2 separate regions of the Homo sapiens genome follow, and region 2 is linked to region 1. The links are chromatin contacts, found by Hi-C in ENCODE. All regions are on one chromosome and are shown on one strand. The core of a region is the stretch at or near the end of the contact, and the rest is flanking DNA. Distances in the headings are between cores, read along the strand shown. Region 1 overlaps SEC61G-DT (SEC61G divergent transcript). Region 2 holds the start of ZNF713 (zinc finger protein 713).

The links. Hi-C counts contacts between places; a loop is a spot of excess contacts on that map. Pooled maps may share reads with other maps.
Region 2: a pooled map shows a loop between it and region 1 (4-fold over the local background). The contact joins the promoter of ZNF713 here to the enhancer-like site in region 1. A Hi-C loop is called at or near these places in 1 of 168 maps with a recorded cell type or tissue (CD4-positive, alpha-beta T cell), 1 of 37 single-sample maps with no recorded cell type and 2 of 50 pooled maps.

What each region holds. Positions count from the first base shown.
Region 1 is chr7:54,772,564-54,775,560 of GRCh38, reverse strand. The region is part of intron 1 of SEC61G-DT (SEC61G divergent transcript); the gene reads right to left. Among named protein-coding and RNA genes, the nearest start is that of SEC61G-DT, 15 kb to the right of the region's middle. RefSeq lists a silencer at 1,150-1,309. Within about 2 kb of position 1,645, at least 7 of the 41 ENCODE cell types and tissues checked have a DNase peak (open chromatin) inside an H3K27ac peak, as active enhancers do.
Region 2 is chr7:55,886,044-55,888,835 of GRCh38, reverse strand. ZNF713 (zinc finger protein 713) reads right to left here and starts at 1,380. Exons shown (of 7, transcript NM_182633.3): 1 at 1,156-1,380. RefSeq lists a silencer at 1,180-1,229 and an enhancer at 1,350-1,689.

The sequences.
Region 1 (2,997 bases), core at 396-2,895:
ATTCCAGGGAAACCACAAACAAGAGGTGGGAAGCAAATTAATGACAGAGTGAAGCCCTCTGTGTCAGGCGCTTTGCACACATTATCCCTGGTAGTCCTCAAAAGCAGCCCTAGGAGAGAGGTCTGGTTTCATCTTTTCTCTGGAAAACAAACTAAAGCTCAGGGAGCTTTGGTAACAAGCTCAAGACATTAGCAGTAGTGGTTGGGAGCAGAACCAGGCTGTAAGCCCAGGGTTTCCCTCTTCCAGCTTCCGCTTATCTCCCCACAGTGCGTGGAACCTGGGTGGGGCAGCAGGGCCATCAGGGCTGCAGGGTTGGGCCTTAGCGAGGGAAGCTTGTCAGGTCCATGCATGGCCCAGCTAGGAAGTTAGCCTTTACTCATGGTCTGAGGTTCCCTGTCTCCCGGCTCTTCTGTTTGTCAGTCCCCGATCCCTGCCCCACACCGCCCCCCAGCCAGTGACTGCGGTTGTCCTAAACTTTGTCCTCTGGTTCTTCAAGGCAGTGGGATGTTCTCCATGTGAGCTTTCACCATCCACGTGGCACAGACCAGGGGCTGCCCCAAGAGTACAAGTCGTGGAAATGGGAGGTTCACCGGCACCTCCTCCTCCTGTAGGACCCCGCCCTCGGCCGGCCCCTGCCTGCCCTCTCTCCAGTCTGCACTTAGCTGCTCTGTACATGGAGGCTAGAGTCCACAGTTATCTGTAGAGTTCTAGAGTTCGTCTGATGGACACAACTTTGTAATTACCAAGAAATAATTTTTTTTTTTTTTTTTTTTTAAAGACAGTCTTGCTCTGTCGCCCAGGCTGGAGTGCAGTGGCATGATCTCGGCTCACTGCAGCCTCCACCTCCCGGGTTCCAGCGATTCTCTTACCTCAGCTTCCTGGGTAGCTGGGATTACAGGCACATGCCACCACACCCAGCTAATTTTTGTATTTTTAGTAGAGAAGGGGTTTCACCACGTTGGCAAGGCTGGTCTTGAACTCCTCACCTCAAGTGATCTGCTCGCCTGGGCCTCCCAAAGTGCTGGGATTACAGGCGTGAGCCACTGTGCCTGGCCCAAGAAATACTGTCTTACACAAAACATTCTGAATCAAACGGATGGTTTCCAGAATGGATTCATTTTCTTTTCCCCTCTGCTAATAACCTGGTCCTAGGCTCCCTTAGAAGACGCAGTTGCTGCAGGGTTTCCCGCCTCCGAGCAGGTGAGGGCATTCACGCTTCTGCACTGCCCTCCAGTGGCTGACTGCCTGAAATGCGAATCAGATTCTCTGGGAAGCAAAGCGCTCTTCCCAGAGGTAAGGCGACTTCTCAGGGGCTTCCATTATGGAGTAACAAACCGCAGTAGACATGAGTCTCCCTAATAACGAAATAGATTACTGGATTGCAAACTATTTACATTTTTCACTTTTATTTGCAACAACAACAGAAAAACAAAAGCTCTTGAGATGTTTAAAGGATCCGTGACGTAGTTATTGAGTGTAGACAGTAATTAAGTATATTAGAGAAGACTCCCATAAGCACCTGGAGAAGAAAGTACTGAGGACAATCGTGTCAATGACGTGAAGAACTGCCAGGTGAAATGAGACTTTATTGAGAAAGACGCCATACACTTTTGCTTTCTCTGAGTAACACCGCCATCTTGTGTCTTTTCTCCATACTTCCGATAAAACTAGGCAAATCTTTTGCTACTTTGAGCACTTCTAAATGTTTTCTAATAGAAAACATTTTTGGAGCTTTGGGATTCCAAAGCATTTAGGAGCTTTGGAATGTTCTTTCAAAGCTCAAACAGGAGAAAATACACATAAACTCTTCTTAAAAAACTGCATGGAGGTGTAGTTTATATTCAATAAACTGCACCTTTATATCAGTTCAAGGGGTTTTGGCGAATGTATACACCCAGTCAACCTCAACACAACATGTAGATTTCCATCACCTCCCAAAGTACCCTTGTACCTATTTACAGGCAAGCTCACCCCAGCTCTTGTCCAGGCAACCACTGATCTGCTTTATGTCCGTTCTGACTTTTAAGAATTTCATCTAAAAGGAATTATATAGCATGTACTCTTTTGTGTCTGTGTAAATACTTGCTTTTTCCATTTAACATAACACTTTTGAGATCTATTCATTTTGTTAAATCTAACAGTATCTTATTCATTTTTCCTTCTCAGTACTATTCTCTTGTATGAATATACCCCAATTTATTGACCCAGTCTCCTGTTGATGGGCACCTGGCTTGCTTCCAGTTTTTGACTATTAAGATTGCTATGAGCAAATGTGTGTAACAAATGTGTACAAATGTTCTCATTTCTCTTGGTAAATACCTAGAAGCAAATTACTGGTAGAGTAAGTAGATATTTAACTATAAAAAAACAGCCAAAGTATTTCCTAGAATAGTTATACCATTTTCTTTTTTCTTTTTTTCTTTTTTTTTTTTTTGAGACGGAGTCTTGCTCTGTTGCCCAGGCTGGAGTGCAGTGGCACGATCTCACCTCACTGCAACCTCCACCTCCCAGGTTCAAGCAATTCTCCTGCCTCAGCCTTCCGAGTAGCTGGGATTGCAGGTGACTGCCACCACACCTGGCTAATTTTTGTATTTTTGGTAGAGACAGGGTTTCATCATGTTAGCCAGGCTCATCTTGAACTCCTGACCTCAAGTGATCCACCTGCCTCGGCCTCCGAAAGTGCTGGGATTACAGGTGTGAGCCACCGCGCCTGGCCAGTTACACCATTTTCTATTCCCACGGCAATCAGTGAGAGCTCTGGCTGAGCCATGTCCTTGTCAATATCTGGTATGATCATCCTTTTGAACATTGATTCTAATGGGTGTGTGGAGGTGACTCATGATGAGTTTAATTTGCATTTTCCTGCTAACTAATAATGCTGAGCATCTTTGCATGTGGCTATTGGCTATTTGTATATATTCTTTGGTTAAAGTCTGTTTAATTCATTTGCTTCTCTCACTTTATAAAATTGGGTTATTTATCTTCTAATTATTGAAT
Region 2 (2,792 bases), core at 131-2,630, 1.1 Mb before region 1:
GCTCAAGTGATCCTCCTGCCTCTGCCTCCCAAAGTGCTGCGATTACAGGACCGCAACCGGCCTAAACATTTTAAATGAAAAAAATCTATGTATGTATGTACGTATATGTATTCAGTGCAGAAACTGTCAGGGCAGTGACAGAATCTAGAAACAGCTGGCCGAACGCCGTGGCTCATGCCTGTAATCCCAGCACTTTGAGAGGCCAAGGCGGGAGGATCACTTGCGCTCAGAGACCAGCCTGGGAAACATGGTGAGACCTGGTCGCTAACAACAACAACAACAACAAAAAGCCGCACGTGGTGGTGCACACCTGTGGTCCCAGCTACTGAGGAGGCTGAGGAAGGAGGAGCTCTTGAGCCCAGGCGTTTGAGGCTGCAGTGTGCCATGATGGTGCCACTGCACTGCAGCCTGGGTGATAAAGTGAGATCCTGTCTCAAAACAAAAACATAAATAAACAGAAACACATCTGAGCATACACACGCCTGCAAAATGTAATAAAAGTGTCACTGCAATTCCGTGGAAAAGTGACTCAACGGATAACAGCAAGGCAATGAGAGAAAAAGGTAATCTCTACCTAACCCCTTACCACAAATATCATACTCAATGAAATACAGATAAAAAGGAGAAAAAGAAAATATTTTAAAAATTCTTTAAACGTATTATAAGAAAATAAAGCCGAACGTTTGCATAATCCTGAGATGAGGAAAAACTTTCCCCCAAAATGACACCTATGGACGCTTGCCCAAAAATAAACTGCAAGTTTTTCTTCAGCCTCAGAGTCATTCCCAGATAGTAGAAGACAATGTGTTTATAATATTGGAACGGGTAAGACCTTCCTATAAAAGACCAAAAATCTGAAAGGGACACGGGGCGGGTGACAGGAATGGGGACAGCGGGGACAGCGGCCGCCCCTCCCGCCACCTGCCGCCTCCCGCCGCCGCCGCCGCCCGCCGCCGCCGCCGCCGCCGCCGCCCGCCGCCCGCCGCCGCCGCCGCCCGCCGCCCGCCGCCCGCCGCCCGCCGCCCGCCGCCCCCCGCCTCCGCCCCCCGCCTCCGCCCCCCGCCTCCGCCCCCCGCCTCCGCCCCCCGCCTCCGCCCCCCGCCTCCGCCCCCCGCCTCCGCCTCCCGCCTCCGCCTCCTCCCGGCGCGCACTCACCTCCGCAGACAAAGGGCGCTTCGGCAGGCTCCGCCCCCTGACGCCGCCGCCGCCGCCGCCGCCGCCGCCGCCGCCGCCGCGGTGGACCCGGGAGGGAGAAGGTGCCGAGGGCCCCGCAGCCTGAGCCAATGACGCCCGGTGACTGGGCTCCTGGGGCCGGTCCAGCCACCGGCGCGCCAGACCTGCTCTGAGGACAGCCTCCCCGCAATGGCGGCGCAAGACGCTGGCCTCAGATCCCCAATACGCATGCGCTGGCGGCGCTCCGAGCCTGCTTCCTTCATCGCAATCCTCATCGCCGGGGCTCCTGACTCCCACCAGCTTTCCCGGGTCTGTTTTTCATCGGGACTATGCGGACCCCGGGGACCGCGGCCTCGAGCCTTCCCAGAATTTTCCGGTCCTAGAGGAACGAGGGGGACGGGCCGAGGACCCGTCCCTTCGTCCCTGCCAATTAGAAGCGTTGGACTGTCCATCTCCATGGTGACGACACAAGCCTTCCTTTCAGTCCTGGAATCACCCCTCCTTCCCATCAATTTCATATTGATGAAACTCAAAATATAATGATGATGATGTTATTGGCCGGGCGCGGTGGCTCACGCGTGTAATCCCAGCACTTTGGGAGCTTGAGGCTGGTGGATCACCTGAGGTCAGGAGTTCGAGACCAGCCTGGCCAATATGGTGAAACCCCCGTCTCTAATAAACGTACAAATATTAGCTGGGCGTGGTGACGGGCGCCTGTAATCCCAGCTATTCCGGAGGCTGAGGCAGGAGAATCGCTTAAATTCGGGACGGGGAGGTTGCAGTGAGCAGAGATCACATCATTGCACTCCAGCCTGGGCAGCAGAGTAAGACTCCATCTCAAAAAAAAATACAATAATGATATCATTATATCATTATATAGTATATGCTACTGATGCGAAGAATGGAATTTTATTTTATTTATTTATTTATTTATTTTTTGAGACGGAGTCTTGCTCTGTGGCCCAGGCTGGAGTGCAGTGGTGAGATCTCCGCTTACTGCAAGCTCCGCCTCCCGGGTTCATGCCATTCTCCTGCCTCAGCCTCCCAAGTAGCTGGGACTACAGGCGGCCACCACCACGCCCAGCTAATTTTTTTTTTATTTTTATTTTTAGTAGAGATGGGGTTTCACCGTGTTAGCCAGGATGGTCTTGATCTCCTGACCTCGTGATCCCCCTGCCTCGGCCTCCCAAAGTGCTGGGTTTACAGGCTTCAGCCATCGCGCCTGGCCAAAGAATGGAATTTTTTTAGGCGTAACATTTTGCTTAATTGGAGTTCGGAGTTAGTTAGTTTTTTTTGTTTTATTTTGTTTTGTTTTTCAGACAGGGCCTTGTTCTGTCACCCAGGCTGGAGGGCAATGGTGCCATCATGGCTCAGTGCAGCTTCAAACTCCTGGGCTCAAGCATCCTCCCGCCTCAGCCTCCCCAGTAGCCAGGATTACAGCAGCCCTGAGCCACTGCGCCCTGCTAATTTTTAAAACTTTTTTGTAGAGATGGGGATCTCACTATGTTGTCCAGGCTGGTCTTGAACTCCTGGGCTCAAGGGATTCTTACTCCTCAGGCCCCCCAAGGTGCTGGGATTACAGGCATCAGCACTGTGCTAGGCCCCAGAGTTAGTGTTCT